Regions from separate parts of the Homo sapiens genome. Here region 2 is linked to region 1. A link is an interaction called in ENCODE POLR2A ChIA-PET data of the cell type or tissue named here. Cell type or tissue: Caco-2. All regions are shown on one strand. Each heading gives the region's core, and the rest is flanking DNA. Links, peaks and the distances in the headings are about the cores only.

The links. ChIA-PET counts read pairs that join two places held together with the same protein. Peaks named below come from ENCODE experiments on the same cell type or tissue, not always from the same donor. Only the 100,000 strongest peaks of a DNase experiment are listed, where the experiment ranks them.
Region 2: POLR2A ChIA-PET joins it to region 1 with 5 read pairs; 6 of 35 experiments call an interaction of 5 or more read pairs at or near these places.

What each region holds. Positions count from the first base shown.
Region 1 is chr13:26,975,349-26,982,837 of GRCh38, forward strand. It overlaps the pseudogene RPS21P8. Among named protein-coding and RNA genes, the nearest start is that of USP12-AS1, 150 kb to the right of the region's middle. In Caco-2, for the core only: no CTCF peak of the experiment used is centred there; a DNase peak (open chromatin) is centred at 3,353.
Region 2 is chr13:27,033,108-27,040,596 of GRCh38, forward strand. No RefSeq gene overlaps it. Among named protein-coding and RNA genes, the nearest start is that of USP12-AS1, 89 kb to the right of the region's middle. RefSeq lists an enhancer at 2,690-3,889. In Caco-2, for the core only: no CTCF peak of the experiment used is centred there; DNase peaks (open chromatin) are centred at 3,104 and 3,524.

The DNA.
Region 1 (7,489 bases), core at 1,134-6,133:
TTGTAGAGATGGGGTTTCACCATGTTGCCCAGTCTGGTCTCGAACTCCTGAGCTCAAGCGATCCGCCCACCTCGGCCTCCCAAAGTGCTGGGGTTACAGGCTCATGCCACCGCGCCTGGCCTCACTATTTATTTAGACAAATATTCCACATCCATGATTCTCTCCAGTCAAAAGTTCTTTTTGAGGTGATGCTGTTGGCTTTGGCCAATCAGAGAATGAAATACCCCGCCCGACACCCACCCCCACACACACCTACACACACTTGCTGGCTGATACCTGAAATCCCTGCGGCAGGGACAGAGCTTTGGTCCCCACCCTTAAATGGAGGCTTGAGACCAACACTCCCCACCCTACCCGCTGATAGAAGGAGCCAGTGAATCCCTACTTGGTTATGGTTGGGTCCTATCCCTCATCCTTCAAATTAATTCACCCTCAAGTTAAAAGAACCAGGTGGGATACCAAAATGCGGGGAGTTTTGAGCCACTGGAGTGAGCCTGCTTCTTCCATTGTAGGGGGTGGACAATGGGGCAGGGGCTGCAGGGTCACCCCAGGTCGGCCTTCCCCGCTCCCTGGCCATTTGCTGGAGTCTGTACCCGGAGCTGGAGTCACTGCCCCTCTGCACTGCTGCATCATCTGTGACACTGAAGAGCCCCGTTCAATTGGTCAGCTGGTCACCACTCTGCCAACCAAACTGGAGGCCTCTGGCAAGAAAACGAAGCAGTTGGTACCCATGCCCATTTGCTGGGTTAAGCCTGTCTACCAGGGAGCTCAGGGAGCTACATTCTGTCACAGTACCGAAGTGACACATTGCCTTGGTCATACAGTTAAAGGAGATGATGGTAATGACTGCAGCCATGAGGATGGCAATCATAAACCACAGCCCTCGGCAGTGCTCTCTGCTCTTCCACACCCATCCCCTCATTCCATCTGTACCAGCAGGACTGAGAGCGCACATTTCACACACAGGGACATTGAGGCTCTGCAACATGAAGGTCACAGAGCTCTTCTTCCTCCTATATGATGCCATCCCTCAAATCCTGCCTCTAGGTAAGCCAGAAGAGCTCCAGCACCAGCACTTTGTCCTCCTCAGAAGCCAGACACACTTCAGAGCTTTTAATGAAATCTACAGTTTTCCAGCACACAAGGATACCACTTCTGGTTTAAGATGATAAACTCAACACATGTTTATCTCTACTCCTTCCCCAACCCTCACTAAAATGACAACAAAGGGATAAATCCAGACATGCATGTGCAGAGGAGGCCATAGAAGGGCCCAACCACAACATGCTGGAAGACACAGAGCACAAGGTCACGGACATCACCCAGGGAGAGTGGACACCTGACTGCCTGCAGGAAGCAGATCTACTCACAATGAACATCTCAGGAAGGCTCAGGAATGGAAGGCCCCCAGGGTCAGCGAAGGTGGGAGTACAAAACAGAGCTAAGAGCAGGACTGTTTGAATTTTGCATAAGGAGCAGCTAGATGACCCTCCTTCCAATGCCCCACACATTCCCACGCCAGGTCCTCTTCCCAAGCCCAACCAGCCTGGCCACTCCACCTGCCCACCTCACACATGTCAGGAGGTTGCTTTCAGGGGAAATGGACCCAGAGAAGTTCTGCACTGTTTTCCTCATACCAGAGACTCCGCACTGAAAACAGCGGGTGTGTCTGAAAGTCTGCTTACTGAGTGCACCTGGCTTCTGAATGCTGGAGCCACACACTCTGCCTTCCAAGTTTGGTGAGGGATGGGTTTCTCAGGATGGAAACTGATCCACTCAAAAGAAACAGATATGAAGGACAGGACTGGTGCCCACGTGATCACCCCAGGGCAGGCTTTCTCAGTCTGGCACTATGCATCTGGGGCTGGCTACTTCTTTGTTGTGGGACTGTCCTGTGCATTCTAGGATGCTGAGCAACATCCCTGGTCTCTACCACTGGATGCCAGCAGCACTTTGATTGTTGGGACAATCAAAAATGTCTCCAGATATTGCCAAATGCCTCCTGGGGGCAAAATCACCCCAGTTGAGAACAACAGTCTACAACAACGCACAGAGCTTCCAAGAAACCTTCTAGTGACTGGCCCTTAAATATAAACAGGCTGTTAGAGACCACCAACATGTGAAGAAAGTTTTAACAGTCAGAGAACAAAACAAAACAAAACAGTTTTCTCTGCTCGTGCCTAGTGTGGCCTCACTACACAGAACAATGCCAGTAAGATTGTGGACCTGTACATCCCATGGAAATGCTCCAGCAGCCATCACGTCATTGGTGCCAAAGACCACACGTCCATGCAGATGAACATGGCGAGGTTGACCAGGTTACGGGCAGGTTTAACGACCCGTTTAAAACTTATGTTATCCACAGGGCCGTTCGTGGGATGGGTGAGTCAGAGAAGCATTTCTGAGTTTGCTTGTTTCAAAATCAGGTTCATGCATTAATACCCAGGAAGCTTCGCTGGCAGCTCACTTCCTGCTGTCCCACACTTTGGCTCCCCCGCCACTGTTGTTGGGGACGACCTCTTTCTCCCCTGGCATCTCCCTGAAGGCTTCCTTCTGCTCCCTGTTTCTGGGCCTCTGGACCAGACCTAAGCCAGTAAAAGGCGGTCGGGTGGCAGAGTCCTGCCAATTGTTGAATCTGGGTGATGGGTGTAAGGGTATTCCTTGTACTCATCTCGCTACATTTGTGAGTGCTTGATTTTTTTTTTTTTTTTTTTTACTGATAAGGTCTCACTCTGTCGCCCAAGCTGGAGTGCATTGGTGTGATCCCAGCCCACTGCAGCCTTGAACTTCTGGGCTCAAGCAATGCTCCCACCTCAGTCTCTGCAGCAGCTAAGACTACAGGCGTATACCACCATACCTGGCTAATTAAAAAATTTATTGTAGAGACAGGGGTGTGGCTGCTTTCCAACTCCTGACGTCAAGCAATCCTCACACCTCAGCTTCTAAAAGTGCTGGGATTACAGGCATGAGCCACTGTGCTCAGCCAATGCTTGAATTTTTAACGATGAAAAAAATCCAAAAGATAAAACGGGTGTTGGTGGATCCGGGAGCTGACAGGATTTGTTTGCTGGTCACATAATATGGGTGAAGATTATACCTGGCATTTTACATGCCTTATTTAATTACCACCAGGGACCCAGTGACCACGACCTCAGAGGGCTCCCTGCCCTGCACAATTACCTGGAACATTCTTTCCCTTCTCATCCTGACAGACTCTTCATTGAAGGCCCAGCTGGAGTGTGATCTAAGGTCAAAGCCTCCTCAGGAAGCCACAGTGCCTGAGCCCGGAAGGTGCGAGTGGTTTTCTGAGGAGTCTGGGCTGGATGGGCCGGCCTGTCTCTCTCAGCACCCAGGGAATGTGGAATTCCTGAGGGTCGGGTCTGGGAATGTGTTTTACAAGCTCTCCAGGTGATGCTTATGAGCACTAAAGTTTGCGAACCATGCCTAGTTGTTTAAATTGCATTTCTGAATGGCCTGGGAGGCCACCTCTCCCTGGTTCTTTACTTGCTGTCAAAATACAAAAGTGTGTGTGCACAGGAAAAAGACTCGGGGGGATAGACACTGAAAATATGAGCAGTGGTTATCTCTGGAAGACAAGGTGACAGGTGACTGTTATTTATTTTCACATTATTGTCTGTTTCATCTACAATGGTGTTTGGTGCTTGAATTAACTCCGAAAGACCCTGAGTCTTTATGGTCTTTAGCTTGCAGAGGAGGAAGGAAGCAAAAGGAAGACCACACTGGAAGGACCTTCATTAAACAGGGCATGACAGTGGGGACAGTGACTGTTGTCACTGGACGATTTCTGGGTTGAGAGGGCCCCATGGACGTGCCAGGGAAAGAACTCTAGCCTCATTTATTCAGGACTGTGCAAAACAATTTTGCAGGTGCAGAGCCAGGTTTGAGCACATTGGTGGATGCCTGAAGTTTCTAACAATAGATTTTAAAATAGAAGATTGTTGGTGGTTTCTGCTGCCTCCAGAGGGCTGGGTTCTAATCAAGAGGAACTGAGCTTTGTGACAAGGTGTCCATGCTCCTTCTTCCCTTTCCCATGACCCATGCTACCAATGTGGTGGAGCCCCGAGTGTCTCCCCAAGCTGCTACCGCCTTCTGCCAGTGGAAGCTCCCCACAGGTGGGCTGTTGGCTATGGGCCGGGTCAACGTCCACACTGATCAGGCTGTCATAAAGTGCAGTTGCCTGACACCGGCTCTCTGCAGAGGGCACGTCATGGCCACTGCGCCATCCTCTGACCTGGCACTGGGAAGACTGTGCCAGTCTCTGAGCTACACTAGCACTAAGTCTCCCTTTCAGGATCCCATAATTGTGATCGAATCCCTATGACATGGGAGTGGCAGAGGCTGAAGAAACAGAGCTCTCTCCAAGACTTGGGGCTGAACTCCTGCCGACCAGAAGCAGTGGATGTTCGCTTACTGTGGGATGAGCAGAGCCAGCCCAACATCCAGGAAGGCCCTGTCCCCAGCCAGGCGACACCCAGCAGTCCCTGCAGGGCTCTGTCACAGTTGGGAGCAGCTTTCTGAGTGTGCTCTGCAGAGGACACCACGACCCATTCACCCATCTCCCAGACTGCCTGGCTTGCTGATTTTTCTACCGGCAGCCACGTTCCCGTTAGGAAGACAGTCTTCTAGAACTTTCTCCTTCTCTTCCATGTCTAGTCCCTCCCCCATGCCTCACCCCAGGCACTTGGGAAAGGGGAGAAAACAAAGACAGAGGCAGGCGATTCCGGTCCCCTCATCAGCCTTCTTATTTTCTCTCTAGAAGTCATCAGTAGCATCCTTTCTTGAGAAATCAGAAGTGGGGGCAGGCGATGAACCGGGAAGAGGTGACCAGCAGGGCGGTGAGACAGGAGAGATCAGAACTCAGATGTCTGAGTCCTGCGCCCACCCCCTGCGTGTTTGGTGCTCCCTCTCTGTTGCTCTCAGCTGCTCCAGCTGCTGCTGCCGGCCATCCCCAGTGTCTGGAAGGCAGCATGCCGAGGGATGCTGCAGAGCCCTTTCCAGGAGGGAGTCCACACAGGCCACCTCTGGGACAGGAATGACAAATCCTGAAGCAGTGGTGGTCGGCACTCAATTTATAAGCGTAATGTTTTCTGCAAAGATCTCCTCCCCTCCCAGCTTATAATTTAAATTGTGTTCAAGGAAAACAAGCTGAGTGTTCTAAAACCCAAAGATAGTCATAACATTGAGCGTGATAAAAGTCTGGAGGAAAAGTGGTTTACTCTGATGTGTTTTTCACCTCACAAACTGCTAAATAAACAGAACACACATAGCCCCAGAAGTGTTTTATTGCACCTCCTGTGTGTATTTCCTGAAGATGTTTCTCTGCATATCTCAGCCTCCATAATTTAGCTAAAGCTGCAGAGGTGGAAAGCCGCTCAACCATCTGTCCCTGCATCAACCTGGGAGTCGCGTGGCTGTGTTACCTGTGCTTCTGGGATTCGTAGCCCTTCAGGGGTGGCAAGGGGACTCTGGGGCCGGCAGGTGGTCATGTCACAAGCAGCTCTCCTCCCTGGCTGGTGGGGCGCTGCTTGGCCTTGTTCCGGCAACTTAGAGTGCGTTGTTTACATTTTATATCTGTTGGTTTGCACAAAACACACTCACACTCCATCCAGTCAGTTTTGTTGTTGTTGTTGTTGTTGTTGTTGTTGTTGAGACAGGGTCTTGCTCTGTCACCCAGGCTGGAGTGCAGTGGTGTGATCATAGTTCACTGCAGCCTCAACCTCCTGGCCTCAAGTGATCATCGCACCCCAGCTTCCTGAGTAGCTGGGACAACAGGCATGCACCACTATAACATGCCTCCCTAATTTTTGTATTTTTTATAGGGACAGGGTTTTGCCATGCTGCCCAGGCTGGTCTCGAACTCCTGGGCTAAAGGGATCCACCCACCTTAGCCTCCCAAAGTGCTGGGATTACAAACATGAGCCAAAGTGCCTGGCCCCCTCCGCCATCTTAAGTAAAATGGAGGAACCCAAAAGTGTCCAACTATGCAGACCTTCTACAATGCTTGGAAGTCTGCTGTGGAATCTGGTTTTCAGGGAGATTCCTAAAGAAGCAGAAATGCCGTCAGGAAATGGCCTAGTGGTGGAGGTACAAAGGAAGCGAGAGTAGGTAGGTTTTATTCCCCCACCCCCACACTTGCTGGCTGAGGTGGTCTATGATAGGCCACCCAGTTTCTGTGCCTGCTATTTGATGGGGAAGGGGACAGAGGTTTTCACATAAGAAAAGGATACTGACTGTCTGCAGAGCTCTAATCAGTCCTGTTGACGGCATCAAAAAATGTAAAGTTTCCAAAAGTCTCGTTAGTAGCCTACATTCAAAGCCCTCCCTTTGTGGTGACATCATGCATGCAGTTCACCTATGGGGGACTGAAGTTCTCACTCCTCACAACAACAAATCTATTACCAGGTGTTAAAGTTATAGAAGTTGGCCAGGCCCGGTGGCTCATGCCTGTAATCCCAGCATTTTGGGAGGCTGAGGCAGGCGGATCACCTGATGTTTGGATACTGAAAAAAAAAATACAAAAAGTAGCCGGGTGTGGTGGCGCACACTTGTAATCCCAGCTACTCAAGAGGGGGAGGCAGGAGAATCGTTTGAATCCAGGAGGTGGAGGTTGCAGTGAGCCAAGATTATGCCACTGCATTCCGGCCTGGGCAACAGAGCAAGAACATGTCTAAAATAAATAAATAAGTTAATAAATAAAGTTACAGAAGTTGACTCCTATAAGATGGGGAGGTCTCTACTGGCAAAAAGGGATAGTTTAGAATTCTTTGCCTCCCTCCTATGCACAACTAGAGATTGACAGTTTTCTTATATAAGGCCCCAATATCACCATACAAAATATCTTTCCATTAGAGTTCAGTGGTTCTCAATCTTACATATACAGAATCATTCTGCAGAATTGTTTACCCAAAACCATCTCACTGCGCTTTATGGGGGATTTTTTTTTTTTTTTTTTTTTTTTTTGAGACGGAGTCTCACTCTGTCGCCCAGCCTGGAGTGCAGTGGCGCGATATCGGCTCACGACAAGCTCCACCTCTCGGGTTCACGCCATTCTCCTGCCTCAGCCTCCCCAGTAGCTGGGTTTACAGGCACCCGCCACCACGCCCGGCTAAATTTTTTTGTATTTTTAGTAGAGACGGGGTTTCACTGTGTTAGCCAGGATGGTCTCGATCTCCTGACCTCGTGATCCACCAGCCTCGGCCTCCCAAAGTGCTGGTATGGGAGATTTAAGGGAATTTTAGAGGTAATTGAAATGTGGACATGATTTTTGCCTTTCACACTGATGTCAGAGCCTATCCTGTGTGTAGACGCCACGCACAGCGTCTGTGGGAAATAGATGCGCACATGCCGACCGTACTTGGGCTGTTCTCCCAGGATTTGTCTCCCCAAAACCTGGACTGTTCCTCTTGTGACTTCTTTCTATTGTTACCACTTTGGGCCTCAAATATAGAGAAGAAAAAAGCACAAAGAA
Region 2 (7,489 bases), core at 1,094-6,093, 58 kb after region 1:
GCTGTGTCCTAGGTGCTATGGATACAGTTATGAGCAAGACAAAGTACATATCTTAAGGGTTTACATTCTGGGGCAGGGGCAGGTGGGGCAATCCAGAGAGAGACAAACATTGGCCCATAATTAATAAAGAAATCAAACGGGGAAGATAGAGAGGGACTGAGGCAGGAGACTGGAAGGAAACTAAGCAGTGTGGTAAGGTAAGGCACCTCTTATCTTACCAGTGTGTGATGGTAAAGTCCTGAGGCTCAAGGCCTGGGGTGGCCAAATGGAAAAAATGCCAAATGCAAAAAAATAATGAAAAACAAAACAAAAACCAGGCACAAATAGAAGAAATGCCAGTTCAGCCAGCTTGGAGTCAGTATAGCACGGGGAACTAAGCCCATTTCCTGCAGTGTAACGGGTAAGAAAAATTGAGCACTTGCCTTTCTGACCAGAGAGAAGAGACCCCATTTTAGCAGTGTGATGCAATGTAGAGACAAAAATGGTTGAAAGATTTTTTAAAATAACCACAGCAGTGGAGGTAAAAGCCTTAACTTTAGGGTCAGAGGAAGTCCGAGGTGCCCAGGGCACATCCCTGCTGTGATGACCCTAGGATGTGAGTAGGACTCATGGTGCTGGGTGCAGAGGACCAGAAAGGGGATCTTATTTCATTCTTATTTATTTTTTATTTTTATCTTCATTTTTTTTTAAGAGACAGGTGTTTTGCTCTGTCACCCAGGCTAGAATGCAATGGCACGATCGTAGCTCACTGGAGCCCCAAACTCTTGGGCTCAAGTAAATTATTCTGCTTCAGCCTCCCAAGTAGCTGGGACCACAGATGTGCGCCATCACAGATGGCTAATGTTTTAAAATTTTTTTGTAAAGACGAGGTCTCGCTATGTTGCCCAGGCTGGTCTTGAACTTGTGGCCTCAAATGATGCTCCCACCTCCGCCTTCCAAAGTGCTGAGATTACAGGTGTAAGCCACTGTGTCTAGCCTTCAGGGAGGGAATCTTTAGCTTTCTGCATCTGGATGGCAGTCCCCATGGATGGCATCCCCATCAGCAGGGGCTGAATGGACGGTGGATGAGAATCACTCATGGTCATATGTATTATGCTTGGTTCTCTGTGTCTTCAAGTTTGTAGTTTGTTCATTCATTTGTTCAAACGCTTGCTGAGCACCTATTATGGCTTAGGTAGATGAATAAGATGCAATCTGTGCCCTCAAGGATGTTATTAGGCTTATGACAATGTGACACAAATTCTGTTATCACAGACATGGGGTTACAGGAGCAAGGAGAAGTGAAGAGTGCTCCGAGACACCAGCACTGTGGAAGGGTGCATTATTCAGGGTTATCCAGAGAAATAACCCATAGATTATATATAAATACATATATAAAGAGATTTATTATAAGGAATTGGCTCACACAGTCGTGAAGACTGAAGTCCCAAGATCTGCCATCAGGAAGCTGGAGACCCAGTTCCAGTCTGAGTCCAAAGGCCTGAAAAGCAAGAGAGCTGATGGTGTAAGTTCTAGTCCAAGTTCGACAGCGGGAGACTGCGGTTCCAGCTCCAGAAGAGTCCGGCAGAGAGGGTAAATTCTCCTTTCCCTCGCCTGGTGTTCTATTCAGGCCGGCAGCAGATTGGCCGAGGCCCACACACCCACTGGGGAGGGCCATCTGCCTTGCTCCACCCACCCATTCAAATGCTCCTGGTCCAAAAGCACCCTCATAGACAAACCTAGGATATGTGGGCACTCCGCGCCCCAGTCAAGCTGACACCTAAAATTCAGCCTCACGAGTGGGCAGGAAGAGGAGCATCTGTAAAGCAAACTGGGAAGGAGCGGCTGGGGGAAGAGAGGGAGAATCAGGAGGAGGTGTCGTGAGGAAAGGGAGAGAGGGGAGCGCTGCAGCCAGGAAGGAGTGGCCGCTCTCGAATCCTCCGAGAAGGCGAGCGGGACAGGGACAGAGGCGGACGCTGGGTTCAGTTATGAGCTGATGGGTGACCGGGCCGTGCTGATGGGGGCAGAATGCAAATGGCAGCGGGCTGTGAAGTGGACGCACCCAAGTTCTTGCTAGAAATTTAGTGGCACAGGAAGGAAGCACAGAGAAGAGGGAGGAAGCCCCCCAGGAAGAGAGCTTTTGTCTGTTTCTTTTTCACGGGAGACGTGAGACAGTAAGTGCTGATGGGAGGACCCGATGGGGAATAAGAAAAGCTGGAGCAGAGAGAGGAGAAGGGCCCCTCAGTATGCCCAAGCCTGGGACAGGCAGGGCCACCTTTGCCTTCCTCACGATTTAGAAAGGGGAAAGAATAGAGAGAAACACAGGGGAAGCTGTGGGATTTGATAGTGGGAGCCCAAGGACATTCTTGTCTGGCCAATTGTCATTGTCCCTGTGTCCCACATGAACCAGGACAGCTCCCACACTGGCGCCACTTCCCAGCAGTGCGATGTCAGGCAAGCAAGCAATTCAGCCTCTCTCTGCCTCTGTTTCTCCAGCTCAAATATGGAGCTAATGATACCAACCTCAGCGGGTCCTTGTGAGGATTAGTTGAAATGCTGAATTTAAGAATGTTTGCTACTGCATCTAGTAATTATTATCGTTAGCACTATTATTAGTTTAATTATCCTTCCTTGTTAAGAATCAATTATAAACCATTCTTTCAGTCTTCCTGTTTTTTTTTTCTTTTGTAGAACCAAAAAAGGCATGGAAAATCTTTCCCGGTTGTCATCGCCTCAGCCTGGAGGGTCAGCTAGTGCCTGTCCATCCCTGCAGGGCAGCTGCCTCTCACTAGGAGGAGAATGCTGGGTTTTGCACCTGGGAAGTCTCAGAAGGTGGGACATTCGTTGGCTAAGTAGAAAGCTGAGCAGATCTCAGCTCTCTCTCTGTTGAGTGCCCAAGCACACATAGAACTACACACGTGGTATCTCAGCAGTAAGGCCTGACAGCAAGGCAAGGGGGGACAGGCGGGAGGTGAGTCATGATCCTGCGTGTGCGTTGGTGCTCATTCTGACCCGCGCACCGAGATGGAAGCTGTGACACAGGAGGCTGTGTCAGCGCCATCCCAGCTCTGCAAGTACATCCAAATTCCAGGTTCCCGCCTCACCTCTCTGGTCTACCTAAGAGTTCACAGCGCAGTTGCAGTGCTCTGGGTTCCTGCCTGCTTCATGGTACCAGCCCATGCCCTTCTGTGATCCACACGCGTCCGGGACCTCATGCCCAGCCCCCAAGACATCCAGTGCAGAGGCACAGCCAATGAATCACCCTGCTGTCATACCTGCCTTCCCATTTTCAAAGATCCTTTTCTAAAAATACTATCAATGAATGCACTGTGGCATGGAAACAGAAGACAGCCGACTTAAAAACTGAATCTCCGGGCTTGGAACTTCCCCTAAATCATATTCTGGCAAAACATCTACAAAGCCCAAACACATTCTTGACCTTTGAAGAAAATGTCAGTGTGGAGCAAAGGCCTGTGTTCTGACCCCACCCAGCTACAAGAATTTCCTCCCTCCTGCCCGCACATCTTCAAAGAGTCCCTGAGATTCCAGGCTGGTTGCTACTTCCCCAGGGGAGCATTGCATGCATCTTTTCCATGTCCTGGAGGTCCAGAGGGGCTTTATAAAGTGGCCCCAACCCAGCAGCATCTGGGGCTGTGCTCCTGTTCTGTGCTCTAGGGGAAATGGAAGCAGGAGTCAGATTTGTCTTGGAGGATTCCTGTTCATCAGCAGGAGTTCTGAGTTACATGCCGAAAAGCAGACTACATTTTTTGCATTGCAGAGTGCTTCTGAAAAACACCATTCTAGAAAGGGGGATCATACATCCCAGTTTGCCTAAGACAGTTCTGGTTTACAGCTGTTATTCCTGTATACGTATTAATAGCACCTCTTTTACTCTCAAAAGCATCCCACTTTGGCAATAAAATTCCACTTCCCAGTCCTAGTCTTCCCATGACTGGATGGTGGCTGTTAAAGCCTTGGCCTCTAGAAGCGCCCCGGCAACTGGCACTTAGCTTATCTCTGAATTGTCTGCCGGAGTGAAGCTTAATTAAGATCTTGTTAGTTTGGGGAGAAAGAATCAAGGACATTTGGCAGCACATCCCTCACTTTATGTCACCCCTAAGTGAGATCCCCAGCCAGCTTCAGGGGGGCATTTTCCTGTCACCAGCCTTCTTGGTTCTCAGGAGCAGAGTTATCCTGTAGCAAGAAATGTTCACATCAGAGGTTTCCGACTTGCACAGAGAAGAGTCCGAGGAAGTGGGGAGACCTCCCTTGCTCACCCTCCCCTACTAACTGGCCAAAGCCTTCCTGGCCACCGCAGGACCTCAGAGTGCATCTCTGGCCTTTCAAACACAGTGTTATCTACTGTCCATAAACAGCGACCAAGAAACTCAAAAAGAAGAACCAGAACAGCCCAATGCCTGCACAGAGCAGTGCTCAATTAATACTTGTTGACTGATTGACTAATACATACATGAATGAAAGAACAACAAAATTGACAAATATCTGGCCCTCTGTGTGAGCTGAGAGGAAGCACATCATTCTAACACAGCACCTGAGAGCATTCTCACACCCAGAGCTCAAGGAAAATCAACACGCAAGGAAAAAATTCAGGGAGGGAGGCACCAGCCACCAACTCCCCTGGGGTGGCGGGTGAGCATGTGGAGAGGCCACAGCTGTGCACAGCTGGGTCTCTGTTGCTCAGCTTCTGGGAACCGGCAGGTGCACGTGGCTGTCCTCAAGGTTTTGCTCCACCTCCTGTGCCTCATTCCAGTTCCCTTGAGGGAGAGAACTGAGGACACTTCTGTATCCCTGAGCCTGGAGGAATTATAATAAGATGCCATCTCCGAAGAGAAGGGAGAGGGGCCAAGACCTCACTGGGGAGCAACCTTGCTCCTCTCTCCAACCTTCTATGGCTCACACTTACCAACTTTGCTCTTCTGTGGTCTCTTTTTCCCAAGATCCTGTTACAAATACAACATAGGCTTAAAAGCAAAAGGCATTAGCAGAGATCATTTGGGTCACTTCTTAATGATACGAAGATACCATTTGGTGAGTTTTCTACACGGGGCTCTTGCTCAGTGTTGGCAGTGCACAGTGCTCTTAGGGACATTTTTGAATGTAAGCCAAAAGTGTTTTTGAATATGCTCAATTCACCAAAAGATATAATTTTATGTATTAATAACATAGCTTCAAAATATATAAAGCAAAAAAATGACAAAACTAAAATGATAAATAGACAAACCCATGAAGATTTGGACAACCCAATTTATCCCTTTGGAAAAGAGTGGCATTATGTTTAAAATTATGGATATGGAAATCCAGAACTTCCAATTCTAGGTGCAGACTATAGAGAAACTTGAGCACGTGTGCACAGTGACTCACCCTCAGAAATATTCATCACAGCCTTGTCCACTGCTAACAACCCATTCCACAGCCAATTTTCCATTTACAGGGAAGTGAATAAGTAGTTGTGGCAGATTCATACAAGAAAATGCTATACCGCAATGAAAACTCAGTGAACTTAAGCCACACATATAGATGCATCTCAAAAAGCAATGTTGAAGGAAAGAAGCAAGATAAAAGCACCCAGGCCGGGCACGGTGGCTCACGCCTGTAATCCCAACACTTTGGGAGGCCAAGGTGGGTGGATTATTTGAGGTCAGGAGTTCGAGATCAGCCTGGCCAACATGGTGAAACCCCACCTCTACTAAAAATACAAAAATTAGCCAGGCATGGTGGCGGGCGTCTATAATCCCAGCTTCTCAGGAGTCTGAGGCAGGAGAATTGCTTGAACCCAGGAGGTGGACGTTATAATGAGCCAAGATTGCGCCACTGCACTCCAGCCTGGGAGACAGAGTGAGACTCCATCTCAAAAAAAAAAAAAAAAAAAAAAAAAAAAAAAGAATCCATAGAGTATGATTCCGTTTCTATAGAGCTGAAAAACAGCCAAAGCTAAAGTGCATTGTTTAAGAATACATACATAAGCGATCAGACTATAAAGGAAAGAAAAGAGATGACCATCCTAAAAGCTAGGAGGATGATGACTCTGCAAGGAGGAAGGGTTTGGCCGGGGAGACACACCCAGGGGCTTCCAGGGTGCAAGTTCTAGTCTAGTTCCTGACCTAAGGAGTATTACCCAGGTGTCCACATCATAATTCTTCATTCAACTGGACACACACTTTTACGCAAGTTTATGTATGTGAGGCGTATTTACCAATAAAAACAATGTTATCAAAAATGTGGGAAAGGCTGGGGCCAACGGGGTCGAGTGCCCCTGGCTGGGACTGTCCTGCCCAGAGAAGCTCTGCCTCTCTTCTCTCCCTCCACCTGCTGAGAGGCAAGGGAGCCTCCGGTCTCCCCATCTATGGGGGTCTCCCCTACCCCCAGGTGGTCTAGGTAGCAGCTGGTCCAGACCTGCCATGTCTCAGGTCCTGGGGTGAAGGCTCCCAGCCCCTGGCTCTTCCTGGTGGGCAGCTTCTTCCCAGATAGGCTTTTCCTCCCACGGAAAGATGTATGCGTGGGCTTGGGGGAACAGCCACGTGACTTGGTCCTGGGCCCCCAGCCTGCCCAATAAAGAGGCATTCTCAACACGGTCCACATTAGCTTATCAGGATCCAAAGCAGACATTTGCCTTGACCTCCATGTCTTGAGGACATCAAGGGGAGAGAGGGCTGTAACAGGGCAAGATTCAGACACTCAGGCTCTTCAACCCTGTGGCATTGTCTGTTCCCAAAGCCCAGTCCCAAAGGTGGAGGCAAACAGGGCAAAATATTAGAGCCAGGCCTTTGGGGTAAAATCCCCCGACCATGCTCCTTCCATTCCTCAGCCAGAACTATTTGGTCCCTAAAAGTGAGCTGGAGCTGAGGCATTTCCCGTCCACCCGGGGGTCCCAGCCATGTTCCTAGGCTTCCAGGAAACACTTTTTCTCCAGATAGATTGCTGACACCTGTACATAAAATAGACTCCCATAAACAGGCATTTTCCAAAAGCTTTTAAACCGCAGAGCGTTTACTTAAAGCCTGAGAAAATAAGCCTTAGGCTCATTTTCCTCCAACAAGGAGCTCAGCTGCTGCATTCTCCAACAGTGACTGCCAAAATTGGGCAGGAGAGGCCCAGGGCGCAGGCCCGTGCTCCCTGACGCTCCGCAGGCCCGACCACAGGCTCCCCAGAGCTCCCTGGCCCGAGTCAGGTCTGCCCCAGAGACTAACAAAAAGCAGGCTTCGGCCAGGCGCGGTGGCTGATGCCTGTAACCCTAGCACTTTGGGAGCTACTCAGGAGGCTGCGGCAGAAAAATTGCTTGAACCCGGGAGGCGGAGCTTGCGGTGAGCCAAGATCGCACCACCGCACTCCAGCCTGGGCGACAGAGCGAGACGCCGTCTCCAAAAAAAAAAAAAAAAAAAAAAAAAAAAAAAAAAAAAAAAAAAAAAAAAAAATCTCCTTACTCTGCTCTCCTCACTAGAGGGAAAAGAAAGCCACAGGGCAGAAGACAGGAAGGAGACAGCGCCCAACA